2 separate regions of the Homo sapiens genome follow, and region 2 is linked to region 1. The links are chromatin contacts, found by Hi-C in ENCODE. All regions are on one chromosome and are shown on one strand. Each heading gives the region's core, a stretch centred on a gene start or an enhancer-like site at or near the end of the contact. The rest is flanking DNA. Distances are from core to core; before and after follow the strand shown. Region 1 holds the start of IFFO1 (intermediate filament family orphan 1). Region 2 overlaps CD9 (CD9 molecule).

Region 1 (7,586 bases), core at 2,590-5,089:
CATCTTCCTTCCTGTGTCAGCCTCTGGGTCCCATCTCCTCATTCACAGCCGCACTGCAGTATTCCTAATAATAACTCCTCCACATCACCTCGACTGCCCCTCCCTGCTGGGCAGAGCAGGAGGAGGCAGCCAGCCCAGCCACCACCCTGCTGGCTCCCCACACAGCCCAGCTCCCAGCCTTCCTGGCTCCCAGCCCCCTTCCCTGTGTGTCCCGTAGGTGCTTCTCCCCTCCTCCCTGGCATTCTCATGCATACAGTCAGGCCACTAAGGGAACCAGTCGCATCAGATTATGTTTTCTTAGCTAAGACCCTTATCTTTTCTGGGTCTTGGTTTCTTCATCTATGATGTGAAGGCATGAACTGTGGTGCCCTCATGCGCCGGGAGCCCACGAGTCCCTGGAGGGAGACAGTAAGCCTGTCAAGGGCACGCTAACCCTGGACAAGATGTGTGAAAGAGGGCAGGAGGGGCTATCTGACAGTGAGCTCAACAGAGCCTGGAAGAAACTTAAGTAAGGCAGTTATAGCTAAAGGTTAAGCCTAAGGAAATCTTACAGGGTAAAAAAAATCTACAAATGAATCATCTGGAAGCCCACTACAGTTCTATTTGTTCTTTGGCCAGACTTCACACAGACAGGTTCATTTTCACCTCCATTTCCATCTGGTCTCACTTATAAGGTTCCCTTAACATGGGCAGAATTTGAGAGCGATATCCATGTGTTCTGCATGGACCAAATATCTCTCTTCCAAAAAACTGTATCCCTGGGTTGAAGAGAGAAAGCAGGGACCATTCCTATGTTGGGAAAATGGGGGCTCAAAAAAAGGTCACGCACAAGGCAGGGGAGCTGAAAATAGAACGCAGGAGGCCTTTAGCTACCTCCCAGTGTAGCGCTCAAGCCATCCCAGGCCTTCCAGGCAGAAGACAGGAGTTACAGTGTTGCTATAAAGAGACCAGAATGAGGGCAGGGAATCTAGGGAGGAAGAAGAGTCACTGCCAGTATCACGCACCATCCGAATCCAGCTAAGGCTCTCTACACAGCAGCGTGCTGCAGAGCGATGAGCTAATCAGTCCCCAAGGAATAACTCCTTCCTGTCCTGGACAGCTGGACCAAGGACAAACGCTCCTTCAGTTTAAAAAAAAAATGCTCCTGAGAACAGCAGTTGTTCCTGTGGTTATGGATGTATTCCAGAACTGTGCCTGTGCCACTGCTGAGCGCGTAGTTAACTCCTGCAGGGGCAGAGCAGGCTGGTTCTGGGTGGCAGAACGATGATTTCAGGACAACTGAAACTCCCAAGGACACATAACATGGACCACAACTAAGGAAGCCAGCACGAGGACAGGACTCAAGCTCAGAAAGCCTGCTGATCAGGTCAGGAGTTTGAGACTGGCCTGGACAACGCAAAAAGAAAAAAAAAAAATAGCCAGGCATGGACATGGTAGTGCACACCTGTAGTCCCAGCTACTCAAGAGGCTGAGGCAGGATGATTGCTTGAGCCCAGGAGGATGAGGCTGCAGTGAGCTGTGATGACGCTACTGCACTCCAGCCCGGATGACAGAGCAAGTCCCTGTCTCAATATTTTAAGTCAAGGGTCTGTAGTCATGTGTTCAACGCCACTTCTTGCCATCACTTTGCAATTATTGAAATGGGCATACTGAGCTCAGAAAGCAAATCTGATGCTTTCACGGGAGACAGAGCCACATTTGTGTTCTGGGTGGGATCACTAGTGCAGGAGAACACTACATCTTCTTCTGAAGGCAAAATGCTTGTAGGTTTTGCCTCTTTACTTTGCATTTACTTCTAAAATTGCACTTGTTCACCTACCAGTGTTTACGAAATCCTGTATTTGGGATGCTTTTTCTATAATAAAATATTATCATTTATGGGAAAAAAAAAAAAAGAAAGCCTGCTGATCTGTGATCTGGTAAACTCCAGCAGGGTGGAGATCCCTGAAGGTCGCCCCTAGACCCAGCGGTCATTTCCTAGAACATTCGGCCAATCCTCACCCAGTGCTGAATCTCCGCCACACTGGGCTGCATAGGTAGTTCCCAGGCCCGCCCACAAGGGGTCATAATAGCTGAGATGAGAGGGGAGGCCGCCAAACCAAAGCCTGTCAGTCACCCGCTCCCTCCTCAAGGCTTGGGTTGGAGTCTGCAAGACACTACCTCTGCTCTCACTCCTGTCCTATCGGCTTGGTTATCAGCCATCTAAGGAATCCACTTGGTATACAGCCAGCACTCCTGGCATCACATCCCTTTCCCTTGCCCCTTGGGGCCGGGCTCCTCTCAGACAGCCAAATCTTCATCCACAGAATGCACCGGGCCCGCCCCGCGGCCTCGCGGTCCTAGGGAGGGCCCATATCCCAGCTTCTCCCTGCTCAGTCCCCTGCTGGCTCTCCACTCTCCCTCCCCACTGGCGCTTTATACTGCCAAGATTCCCCTGTCAGCCCTGCTCTCCACCCTCACCCTAGTGAATTCCCTTCACTCTTTCTTTTCCCAGTTTGTTGACCTACTCAAGCAATGGCTTGAGGTCCCGGAGCTTTTCCTATGAAACCACAGCAGGTACCTGGTTTCCATCAATATTCTTTGGGAAACCTTGGGGTGTGAAAGAATCACTCGTTGCAAGGTACAGCCCCTCCCTCACCAGCCCCTTCCAGTTTCACTCAATTTAGTCTCCCAAATTTACGCTATATCCTTGCCTCCTACTTTTGAAGTTTATATCCCTAACCTGCCCCAGGGCTGAGACCGGTAGGGCAGAGCCCCAGTCCCTTTCACACCGCACAAAACCCGCAGTTAAGCCTGGATGGCAGAGACAAGCCGGAAAAGTAGGAATCCCCCCGTGTTCCGCTCCCAGCGTCCTTCTTCCTGTCACGAGCAGGGCTTCTGCATTCTCTGCGGATTCTAGTCTCCCTGCATCCAATTGCTTCCAAGCTCCTCATTACACAGCACAAACTTTACTCTCATTCTTTTCACCCCTGATTCTTCGGAACCCACACCAACTCGCGGCCCGTTGTGAGTGGTATGACACAGAGAGACCTGTCCCCCTTTCCCAATCCCTACCTCCGCTTGTACTCGTCCCGCTCCCGCTTCACTTTGGCCAGCACGTTGTAGAGAGCGCGGATCTCGGGCGTGATGGTGTCGATCTGGACGCCCACCCCATCCGGGTGCACCCACGACAAGCCAGGCCCTTGCACCAGAGTGGGCTCCAGTCCCGGCCCGAGCCGGCGGGCGTGCGAGAACGACCAGATGGTGCCGGGCATGAAGCGGGCCGACGAGGAATAGGTGGTGGAGGTGGAGGTGGAGGACGACGAGAGGCTGGCCGCGGAGGGCGCGAGGGGGCCGGCCGGGGAGCGCGCGGGCGAGCCCAGCACGCGCGCCGAAGGGCTGCAGACAGCGGCCGGCCGGGCGCCCAGCTGCAGCCCCAGGGGCCGGATGGGGCTGACGAAGCCGGTCTGCACTGCCTGGTCGCGACGACCCAGGCCCCGCCGGCCCTGCTTACCCTCCTCCAGCGCTTGCTGCAGTTGCTTCTCCAACAGCCGGTTCCGGCGCTCCAGCTCATGCACCTTGGCCAGGAAGCAGCGGAACCGGAGGTTCAGGGTCTTGAGCACGTTGATGTTGGAGCCCAGGTCATTGCGGAGGGCCATGGCGGCAGGCGGGGCCGGGCCCGGCCCGGGCGGCGAGTAGGCAGCAGGGCCGGCCGGCGAGAGAGGCGCCGGGGGCAAGTCTCCTCCCCCGGCGAAGTGGTCGCCTCCCAGTGAGTCCCCCAGTGGCCCGGCCAGGCCCTGCTGCTCCTGCTGCAGGAGGAAGAGGTTGGGGCCGAATAACGGATTCATGGCTGCGCCTTCTGCTGGGAGATGCAGACCGGTGCAGGAGCAGGGATGGAAGGCGAGCCAGAAGAGCCAATGCGGCGCCGGCGGGACAGAGCCGACCAATCAGGCGGCTCGGCAGCGGGGCAGAGGTCAGGGGGCGGGCCGAGGGGAAGCCAATGACAGGCTCCAATTGGAGGCCGGACCCTGGACCTTTCCGGGTCTGAGGCCGAGCCCTGTGATGAGGGGAGCCACCGCCTGGACTCCAGCCGGGGTGGCGTAAAGCCCAGGACCTCCAGTACCCCATGGGTTCTGGTGGCAAGCCCATCTCCCCTACACGACTTTTTTTTTTTTTGAGACCGAGTCTCACTGTCGCCCGGGCTGGAGTGCAGTGGCGCGATCTTGGCTCACTGCAACCTCAGCCTCCCAGGTTCAAGCGATTCTCCTGCTTCAGTCTCCCGAGTAGCTGGGATTACAGGCACCCGCCACCACACCCGGCTGATTTTTTGTATTTTTAGTAGAGACGAGGTTTCGCCATGTTAGCCAGGCTGGTCTCGAACACCTGACCTCAGGTGATCCACCCGCCTTGGCCTCCCAGAAAGTGCTGGGATTACAGGCATGAGCTAGTGTGCCCCGCCTTCCCCTACACTTCTATTGCCCTCCTCTCCCCGGAGTTCAATCACCCCTAGCTCTGACTCCAGGGCTTTCCCTTCCTGGGAAAACCCAAGGATGCAGGAGCCTAAAACTGACCTTATTTCTCAGTAGCACCCAACCATTCCCTCTCCTCAGAAGATCCCAGTCCCACCTCCCATCTTTACCCTTAAAGCGGCAAAGGCAGCACCCAGTTCCCTCAAAAATACTCAGTGGCCAGAGGTTTTAAAATGTGTATTAAATTTCATGGGTATGCACAGTAGAGAAGGCATCCTCACAGAGGCAAGAGTTCCAACCTGGTGACAATGGCAGTGAGCCACCCGTCTAGTTTTCAACCATCTAAGATAGCAGCAGCTGGCTGTTGCCCCTGGACTGAGATTTCTTCCTCTTTGCTGGTGGGGGGCGGCTGGAACGGATGGGAGACACAGTGGGAGGCTGAGGCCCCTTGGGGGTATCATTCTGTTTCTGGAAGGCAGCTTTCTCAAAAGGCTGCTCTGGCAACTGCTGCTTCTCAACCCCCTTGGCCCTTCCAAGGGGCTGATGATGGTCCTTAGGTTTCAGGGTGGCCTGAGTCTTGGATGGGGATAACACAGCCGGTGTTTGTGTGTCTGTGCCCTTGGGAGGGGCATTCTGCCTGAGGAAAGCAACTTTCTTGGAGGACTGTAATTTAGGTGATCGTTGCTTTAGCTTCCCAGTCACCTTTGGCTCCCTGATCCCTTCGGCTTTTCCAGCTGGCTGACTGCTATCCTGGAAGCTGGAGGAAGCTTGGGTCTTTGTGACAGAAGGTACAGTGGACAATTCTGAGTCTGCCCCTTTGGAGATGCCATTCAGCTTCTGGAAGGAGGCCTTCTTGGGATGTTGCTGTTTCTGCAGCTGCTGCTTTGTCTTTGCAGCCCCCTTGGCTTTCTTGGCTGGCTGGCTGCTGTTCTCAGACTTGGGGATGACCTGAGGCAAGTCTACATTTGTAGGTGTGGCTGTTTCAGAATTTCCTGGGGTTAAAATTAAACAGATGGTGTCAGAAAATGGGCCTTATCACCATATTTTAATATTCTCATATTAAAATATGAGAATTGCCATTTCCTGGGCAGGAGCTCCACACAATTAGGTCAGTGCCTAAGAGCAGATTACCTAAATTCCCATTACTTAATATAACTTGGCCTTTACTCAAGTCCTAGTTGAACCTTGTATTAAAAGATCACTGCCTATAGGCCAGGCGTGGTGGCTCACACCTGTAATTCCAGCACTTTGGGAGGCCAAGGCAAGTGGATTGCTTGAGGCCAGGAGTTCAAGACCAGCCTAGCCCACATGGTGAAACCATCTCTACTAAAAATACAAAAATTAGCCAGGGATGGTGGTACACACCTGTAATCCTAGCTACTTGGGAGTCTGAGGCACAAGAATCGCTTGAACCTGGAAGGTGGAGGTTGCAATGAGCTGAGATTGCACCACTGCAGTCCAGCCTGAGCGACAAAGCAAGACACCGTCTCAAAAAAAAAAAAAAAAAAAAAAAAATCACTGCCTATCCTTGGGCCAAAAGGTTTCTACAGGAAGCTGCGCCCTCTTGAGGACAGGAAGTAACAAGATGCTGTAAGGAAGAGGTGATTCTCAGGGTTTTGGGGTTTTTTTTTTCTTTTTTTGAGATGGAATCTCACTCTGTCACCCAGGCTGGAGTGCAGTGGTGTGATCTCGGCTCACTGCAACCTCTGCCTCCTGGGTTCAAGCAATTCTCCTGCCTCAGCCTCCGGACAATCACAACCGTGCGCCACCATGTCCGGCTAATTTTTGTATTTTTAGTAGAGATGAGGTTTCACCATGTTGACCAGCTGGTCTTGAACTCCTGACCTCAGGTGATCCACCTGCCTCAGCCACCCAAAGTGCTGGGGTTACAGGCGCGAGCCACCACGCCCGGCCTCGCAGGGTCTTCTAAATGAATTTGAAGCACTAGGCTTTATTTATCTTTTTTTTTTTTTTTTTGAGGTAGAGTCTCACTGTGTTGCCCAGGCTGGAGTACAGTGGTGCCATCATAGCTCACTGCAACCTCAAACTCCTGGGGCTCAAGGGATCCTCCTACCTCAGCCTCCAGAGTAGCTGGAACTACTGTCTCCCTTTGTTGCCCAGACAGGTCTCAAACTCGTGGTCTTAAGCAATCTTCCCACCTCAGCCTCCCAAAGTACTGGGATTTATAGGCATGAGCCATCACCACACCTGGCCTATTTATTTTTTAAATCAGAGAAGTTTCTTTCCATGTGAATTGTGATGAAGTGCGGGATAATTAAAATATGTACTTTTTAAGTTATAGCAAATTTTACTATTCCTTTTTTTTGAGATGGAGTTTTGCTCGTTGCCCAGGCTGAAATGCAATAGCGTGATCTCGGCTTACTGCAACCTCCACCTCCCAGGTTCAAGTGATTCTCCTGCCTCAGCCTCCTGAGTAGTTGGGACTACAGGCACGTACCACCACACCTAGCTAATTTTTTTTTTTGGAGACGGAGTCTCACTCTGTCGCCCAGGCTGGAGTGCAGTGGCACAATCTCAGCTCACTGCAAGCTCCGCCTCCCGGGTTCATGCCATTCTCCTGCCTCAGCCTCCCGAGTAGCTGGGACTACAGGCGCCCACCACCAAGCTCAGCTAATTTTTTATATTTTTAGTAGAGATGGGGGTTTCACTGTGTTAGCCAGGATGGTCTCGATCTCCTGACCTCGTGATCCACCCGTCTTGGCCTCCCAAAGTGCTGGGATTACAGGCGTGAGCCACCGTGCCTGGCCACACCCAGCTAATTCTTATATTTTTAGTAGAGACAGGGTTTCACCGTGTCGAATTCCTGACCTCAGGTGAGTGCTGGGATTACAGGCATGAGCCACCACGCCCAGACAAATTCTACTATTTCTAAAGTAGCACTTCTCTCCCTCTTCCAACTAAACCCAGGGTTATATCCCAGTAAGCAGTGCTCTCAAGGCTGTTTCAGAAAACCCCACCCTTCCCTTGAGATCCAGGCCAGACTCCTCAAGATGGCTGAGAAAACAATCTGCAATGAGTGTGAAGGGCTCAGAGAACTGCTGACAAAGCTCTGTGGAGCTCTGTTCCAACCCAGTGCTGAGATTGCTGGACCAGCAGAGGTCCAGTACCAGTAAGTCC
Region 2 (6,717 bases), core at 2,573-5,072, 340 kb before region 1:
TCTCTCACAGGGATGATTCTAACTAGCTCTCAGGCTCTAAGGCAGCCCACTAAGAATCAGAAGGGGCAGCAGGGCCTTGTAGTGTAATTCTAGTCTCCTCCCTGGGAAACCTCTCATGCATTGCATTACTGTTGCTCCCACAGGGAATGTTCTCTTGTAAAGTAATGGCCTGCACCAGCCTGAGGCCAGGCTCGAACATTTACACACAACGAGCCAGGCATAGCAAGGTGGTGGCACCCCCAGGCTGTAGCTGTCTAGGGCCACCTTCACCCTTCCACCCAGGAGCCCCCCAGCTGCACTAGCACCCCTGGAAAGGGAGGCCACAGAGTCAGTAGGCAGGCTAAGCATGTGCTTAGGGCACCAACAATGCAGGCAGCTCAAGGAATCCAGGGAAATAGGCACTTTTTTTGAGCTTTATCTTACAAGTTCAACTTTTTTTATGTTGAATTGTATGGGTTGTGGGGTAGGTACCATAATCATCTCAGTGTCTAGAGCACTAAATGGCCACAGAAGGCAGAAGTTGGCCTCCCCAGGGACCCAGCTTGTCATGGAATGTTGGGTTTAAGTGTATGTGTGGACCCCTCTCCCCAGCCTGCCCTTATGGTATAAAAGAGTGACATATAATAGCAGGGGCCATTTATGACCCAGGGACATTGCTGGGGTTGGGGGGAGTGGGCCAGGAGCGGGCAAGGAGTTGTCTTGATAGAAACGCTGATTCCCGTGGGGAGACAGCAAATTAGTCACTCTCCTTAAGCCTTACTTTCCTTATCTGTGTAATGAAGGTAATAACACAACCAGCGTCTTACGATTGTTACTGGGACTAAGGGGATATTTAATGTAAAGCTATTATATGGGCCTGGCTCACAGGCAGAGCTTCTGTGTTAGCTTCTGCTGCTGTTGCTGTAGTTGCTGCTACTGGTACCTCTCCTTAACATTTTTCACAGATTGAGGTTGTCTAAGTGTTCACATTCATCCATATCTTCTCACTTCAGTTCATGAAACCACATCACACAAGATCAGTCAATGCTGAAATTTACCTCCAGTCTTTCTCCCTCTCGAACACGAATTGGAGGACGTATCTTTCCACCTGTCTATAAAACACTCATTTCTGAGACTTCCCCAGTTTGGGGAAGACGGATAAAGAAGGGAATCAGTTTTGCACTTTGCTGGAAGCGCCTGTAAGAATGCCCCATTGGCAGAGACTCGCTTTGTGGAGCTCAACTTGGAAATTAATTTACAATGGAAATTGAAGGAAAATCTACTTCATGTCCACACCAAGAAGGGTGGCCTCAATGCCTCTCCTTCAGTTCACTCCTTGTGCCTTCCAAAAGGAAGTTGATTCTTCGTATGTAGAATTTTCTGGACACCTAGAACACCTACACCCAGAAACCAGGTCCCAGAGAGATGCAGAGCCACGGTCACCATTGCTTGTGTAGACACCAGGGGTAGGAAGTGGAAGGAAGGTAGCGCCTGAGGGTGCAGCTTCCCAGGGACCACCACCTCTCCCAGCCTCAATGGCGGGAGAGAACAAACCCAAGGGAGAAGCTACGGGCCAGCATCTTCCCTCCCTCCCTCTTGGCCCCCACCAGGGCTAGGGTCAACACCCCAAATTGAAAGCATCTGTTGTCAAGCTGCAGCAGGCAGGGAAACCCTGTCACCAGGTTAAGGCTTAAGTCAGAGCATTTTGCCAAATTCAACACGTCCAAGCCTCCCACTTGTCCCCCAAGAAAATTTCTCAGGGATTCACATCTTTCCCAGTCACCCCCTGGCCAGTGAGGAAGCACCGTGCATCGAGAAGAGCATAGCTTTGAGTCGTCTATGTGGAGCTGGTTCCATCTGAGCTCTGCCTCTTCCTGGCTGTGTCTTTTTGAGTCAGTTGCTTAAAATCTCTGAGCCTGATTCATCCATAAAATGAGGGTGATGAGAGGATTCAGTGAGAGACTGTACATAAACCACCTCCTGTAATGTGTCGGGGGCGTGGGTCCTTGTACATAGTAACTTCTACTGTTAAATTGCTACTGTGGTGTTATTTTCCCTAAGCTAGACAACCTGCAACTTGACCATTAGCCTCTTTTTTTTTTTTTTTTTTTTTTTTGAGATGGGGTCTCTGTCACCCAGGCTGGAGTGCAGTGGCGCAGTGTCAACTCACTGCAGCCTTGACCTCCTGGATTTAAGCCATCCTCCTTCCTCAGCCCCCCAAGTAGCTGGAACTACAGGCGTGTGCCACCATTCCCAGCTAAGTTTTTGTATTTTTTAGTAGAGACTGGGTTTTACCATATTGCCCAGGCTGGTCTCCAACTCCTGAGCTCAAGCATTCCGCCCCCCTCTCAGCCTCCCAAAGTGCTAGGTCAGGTCAGAGGCCTGACCATCAGCCTCTGAGTGTATTCTTTTAAAAAATTGTTTTTCTAGAGTTCGGGGAGGTTTGAGGAGAAGTCCAGTCTCATGCATAACAGCGAGCTGGCCTAGGGAGCACAGCCGGCTGCAGAATTCAGGGGGGAGGTTCTTACCAGGAGTGCCCTGCTGCAGGTTGTGGGAGCCTCTCACGGGCCCACTGAGTCACCAGGGCCTGTTACCAGAGGAGAGTTCACGCAGGCAGGGCCTGGGTGGTGGATGTGCATTTGGGAGCCAAACGCAGGTTCCAACTTGAGCCCTTTACCATGACTTCCTGGCTCAGTGGGTTCAGCACAGAGTTGTCCAGCCGTTCTCTCTCCTTTCTTACCTCTTCCTGCCTTCCCACCTCTCTGCATCCTCACCCTTAATGGTCACAATGCCGCATTTCCAGGGTGACCCCAGGTTCCCTCCCCGTGGCTCACAGTGCTGGTCAAAGCATTTGAGCCCCCAAATGCCCCACTCTCCAGATCGGAGTGTAAAGTAGTAGGTGCCAGTCCTGCTCCCTCGTGGGGCTGGGCAGTGAGCTCTCCCTAACACACACAAAGCACCTCCAGCTCAGAGGAAGCTCACACCTCCCATCCATGCCTTCAGGCTTTTCGGCACTGGCATTTAGAAAGCTATTCTCTGGATTCAGAACCCCCAGAGAGAGCTTTTCTCTGTCCTTCCTGATTATTGGTGTGTAAATGAAGGCCTAGAGTAGTGGTTCTTAAACTTGAGCGTGATGAGAGTCACCTGGGGAGGTGTTGGAAAACAGAGTGCCGGCCCAGTCCCACTCCAGTTTCACTGAGTGAGTCTAGGAGGGAACTGCGAATTTGCATGTCCAGGTTCCTGGGTCATCCTGCTGCTGGTCTGGGGTCATTTCGAGAGCTGCTGGACTGGCATAGAGAAGAGTTTCCTGGGTTGCCTTTGAAGATAAGAATTTCTGAAGGTTTGAGCACTGCCTTCAGACAGTGGCTCGGTAGAAGTCCCAAGAGCAGAAGTTGTCTGGAGAGGAGAGATGGCCCCCAGGATGCGCCTGACCAACCAGTCATACCTACAAAAGGGAGTTCTGGTTCTCTAGGGCTGTGATCTCTGGGGCTTTTCAACTTGGCTGTAGTAAAACTAAAGTTAGTAATATGCCCTGTTGTCATCTAGAAATTCCGCCATGAGCTATTACAGTAGTTTAGTTGGGACGCTTAAGGAGAGCAAGTCGTGGCAATTTCTTCTGCTGATTACAGCGGAGTTTTGGTTTTCTTGTTCCCGGTGTTTACTGTGTGGTGGAGCTGGATAAGGGAGCACCCCAAAGCCTCTAGTCCTGCCCAAGTGGCTTTGCCCTTCCAAAGACAACAGCCCCAGCCTTCATTTGGAGGTGGGAGAGGAGGACACAGAGAGGGTTGGAGGAGGCTGTGGGCATCGGGATCCTGTTTGTTCTTGCTGGCACTGCCTGGCCCGGCTTCCTGAGGAGTGAATCAGCCCATCCAAGGCTTGGCATGCAGTAGTGAGCCAAGGGTTGCCATGGAGATGGGCGAGGCCCAGAGCCCACAGGTCTGGGTGGCCTGACTTGTTTTTAAATGTTGAAGTCTGTGCGAAGAGGGAGGGCCTATCTCCACTTCTGTGGCTTTCTTAAAGCGTGACTGGTATTTTGGGGCCTGGAAAACTGCTGGTGTGGGAAACTTGCATCCCCAGTATTTGGTGTGTTGCTTACTTCCTGGGTGCTATGGACAACTATGACTAATGCTCTCCCAAGTTTAGTAGATGACAAAAACAAAAACCAGGGCTGACAAGCATCTTATTGAAGGAGGGTGATAAAGAGGCCAAGGTTTCCTCTCCTGCCCAACCCAGGAAAATCCCCTCTCTCTCTGTTATCTGCTGCTGTAATAACTCCTTTCAGCAGGGTTAATTTGCCCACGGAAGCAGTTTGTGATCCAAGGAAGGACAGAAGCCTAAAATCTGAGCCAACAGTCTCCCTTTAGCCTTCCTTCCCCACTTTCCTTTGGCCATTCCCATCCAGTCTTAGTGGAGCTCTGGATGGCAGTTTGCAGGTGTGAAGCAGATAAGTTTATCCATTTTCCTCCACTACCCAGCGCTCACACAGACTCCCACACAAACCAGGAAACAGAACCCCAGTGTCCTAAATTCCCCCGCTGCCACCCAGCCGCCTTCTCCGATCACAGGAGGACACAACAGCCGTCCACAGAGGGCCCATGAATTGACCCAGTGTCACCTCACGTCTTTCTCAGGGTTTATTATTATTGTCATTTTTTTTCCCTATGGAATCCGGCTGGCTGTAACACTTCACAGTTTTCAGAATGTTTTACATGCATCACTTTATTTAATCCTCTCCTTCAACCTACGTTGAAGGCAGGACAGGTATCATACTGTTTTTTTTCCACAAACGAGGACTGTAACGTTCAGAGAAGCTGAGGAAAGTGTGTAGTGTCAGAGAGCTCCTAGGTAGCAGTGCCAGAATTAGAGCCCAAGTTTATATCCATCACAGTCCAGTCATTCTCAACAGAGGCGTGCAATAGAATCCCTGGGAGCACAAAGAGTCCCCTGGGATTGCTGAGGCAGGTGCATGTTTAGAAATCCCCCAGGTAGGCTGGGTGCCATGGCTCACACCTGTAATCCCAAGCTTTGGGAGGCCAAGGTGGGTGGATTGCTTGAGCTCAGGAGTTCAAGACCAGCCTGAGCAACACGGTGAAACCCTGTCTCTACAAAAAAAATAAGAAAAAAAAAAATTAGCCATGTATGGTGGCTTCCACCTGTGGTGCCAGCTACTTGAGAGACTGAAGTAGGAGGATCGCTTGAGCCCGGGAAGCAGAGGTTGCAGTGAGCCAAGATTGTGCCACTGTACTCCAGCCTGGGTGACAGATTGAGACCTGTCTCAAAAAAACAAGTATTTTCCCAGATGATTCTGATGCCCACCCCATAAAGAAGCAGGCCCTAGGTGGCACAGCTGTGCAGGCAGCAGCTCACTATTCTTTCTATTAAGCCACCTGTCCCTTGTTGAAAATTGTGTATCATTTTGACCATGGGCTCAGCAGAGTAACCAAGTAGCCATTGCTTTTCCAGGAGGACAATGGGAAGTTGGGAAGAAAGTTCTCCCTCCTTCCTGGACTCCATCCACTCACCACTGCCCACCTCCAACCCCTCCCAAAGTGGTAGATATGGCCACCTCAAGGCCAAGGCATCCTCAGCAAGAAATCACTGTGAGCAATGATCTGCTCTCCACTTTCTGGGCTTTCCAAGGCAGCTGAATAGAGGAAGCATAACAAATATTTTGTCCTTTTTAAAAAATGGGCTGGGTACAGTGGCTCATGCTTGTAATCCCAGCACTTTGAGAGGCCAAGCTGGGTGGATCTCCTGAGCCCAGGAGTTCGAGACCAGCCTGGACAACATGGGGAAACTTCATCTCTACAAATAATTTTTAAAAATTAGCTGGGCGTGGTGGTGCACACCTGTAGTCCCAGCTACTCAGGAGGCTGAGGTGGGAGGATCATCTGAGCCTAGAGAGGTCGAGGCTGCAGTGAGCCATGGTCATACCACTGCACTCCAGCCTGGGTGACAGAGTGAGACCCTGTCTCAAAAAAAAAAAAGTGTATGGCCAGTCAGTACATATTACAGAAGATGGGACCTGGAGGAAAAGGGGGCCCACGCCAAGAGCACCCAGTTTGTTTGACCACAAAGGATTTTTCTTTGCAGTAGGATTTGTCCCATAGGCAAACTTGGCTTCTCCCACCCGGGGAGTGGCATGCAGTATGCCCTCCCCCACACTGAAACCACGTTCAACCCACTGCTCTTTTCCTCTTCCTCTGGGTTACCTCCTCTTTTTCAGCACACCTACTTCAAGAATTTCCATCAGGAGGCCAGGCTGTACATACGAACCTCCCCAGGTTCTAACTGGAACTGGTTTTGCACACTTGGCATAGAGTCCCCAGAGCAGCCAGGTGCCCCTAAGCTCCGTTACACTTTGATGTTTTTTGTTTAATCCTCCTTTGAAATTGGAAATGTTTCCTGTAACTCCAGGTGTGTGTTTCAGTGTAAGATTTCTGAACCTGTCCCTGCAGCAAGATTTTGCAGTGTGAGTCACTGAAATTCTCATCTTTGCGTGGGAGCCTTGGGTGAATTGTGCTCTCAGTGGTGAGTGGGTGTGGCAAGGGATGACCAGGACACCATTCATTGTGGGCCTGAGTTTGGGGCACTCTTGGGTTCTCATGTCTCCTGAGGCTCACATAAGCCCCAGGTGACCAGCTTACCTGTGTTCGTCAAACATAAGAGTGTTTGACTGGACTTCTTTGAGGGATGGGGGTGCTGGCAGAGTTGCAGATAAAGACCGAGGACAGCAAT

The links. A loop is a pair of places that touch in the nucleus more often than their neighbours do. Pooled maps may share reads with other maps.
Region 2: a map of ascending aorta shows a loop between it and region 1 (4-fold over the local background). The contact joins the enhancer-like site here to the promoter of IFFO1 in region 1. A Hi-C loop is called at or near these places in 2 of 168 maps with a recorded cell type or tissue (ascending aorta and sigmoid colon) and 5 of 50 pooled maps.

Annotation. Positions count from the first base shown.
Region 1 is chr12:6,552,203-6,559,788 of GRCh38, forward strand. It overlaps IFFO1 (intermediate filament family orphan 1), which reads right to left and starts at 3,840. Exons shown (of 10, transcript NM_001193457.2): 1 at 3,055-3,840. The coding sequence starts at 3,827. NOP2 (NOP2 nucleolar protein) reads right to left here. Exons shown (of 16, transcript NM_001258308.2): 16 at 4,669-5,440. The coding sequence ends at 4,791. RefSeq lists enhancers at 1-184, 1,816-2,316, 2,317-2,817 and silencers at 3,278-3,457, 3,568-3,807, 3,858-4,017.
Region 2 is chr12:6,212,274-6,218,990 of GRCh38, forward strand. All of the region lies in intron 1 of CD9 (CD9 molecule), which reads left to right. Among named protein-coding and RNA genes, the nearest start is that of CD9, 15 kb to the left of the region's middle. RefSeq lists enhancers at 2,076-2,579, 2,580-3,081, 3,082-3,585, 5,676-6,717, 6,106-6,717 and a silencer at 2,910-3,204. Within about 2 kb of position 3,823, at least 24 of the 41 ENCODE cell types and tissues checked have a DNase peak (open chromatin) inside an H3K27ac peak, as active enhancers do; they include ascending aorta and sigmoid colon, where a contact is called at or near this core.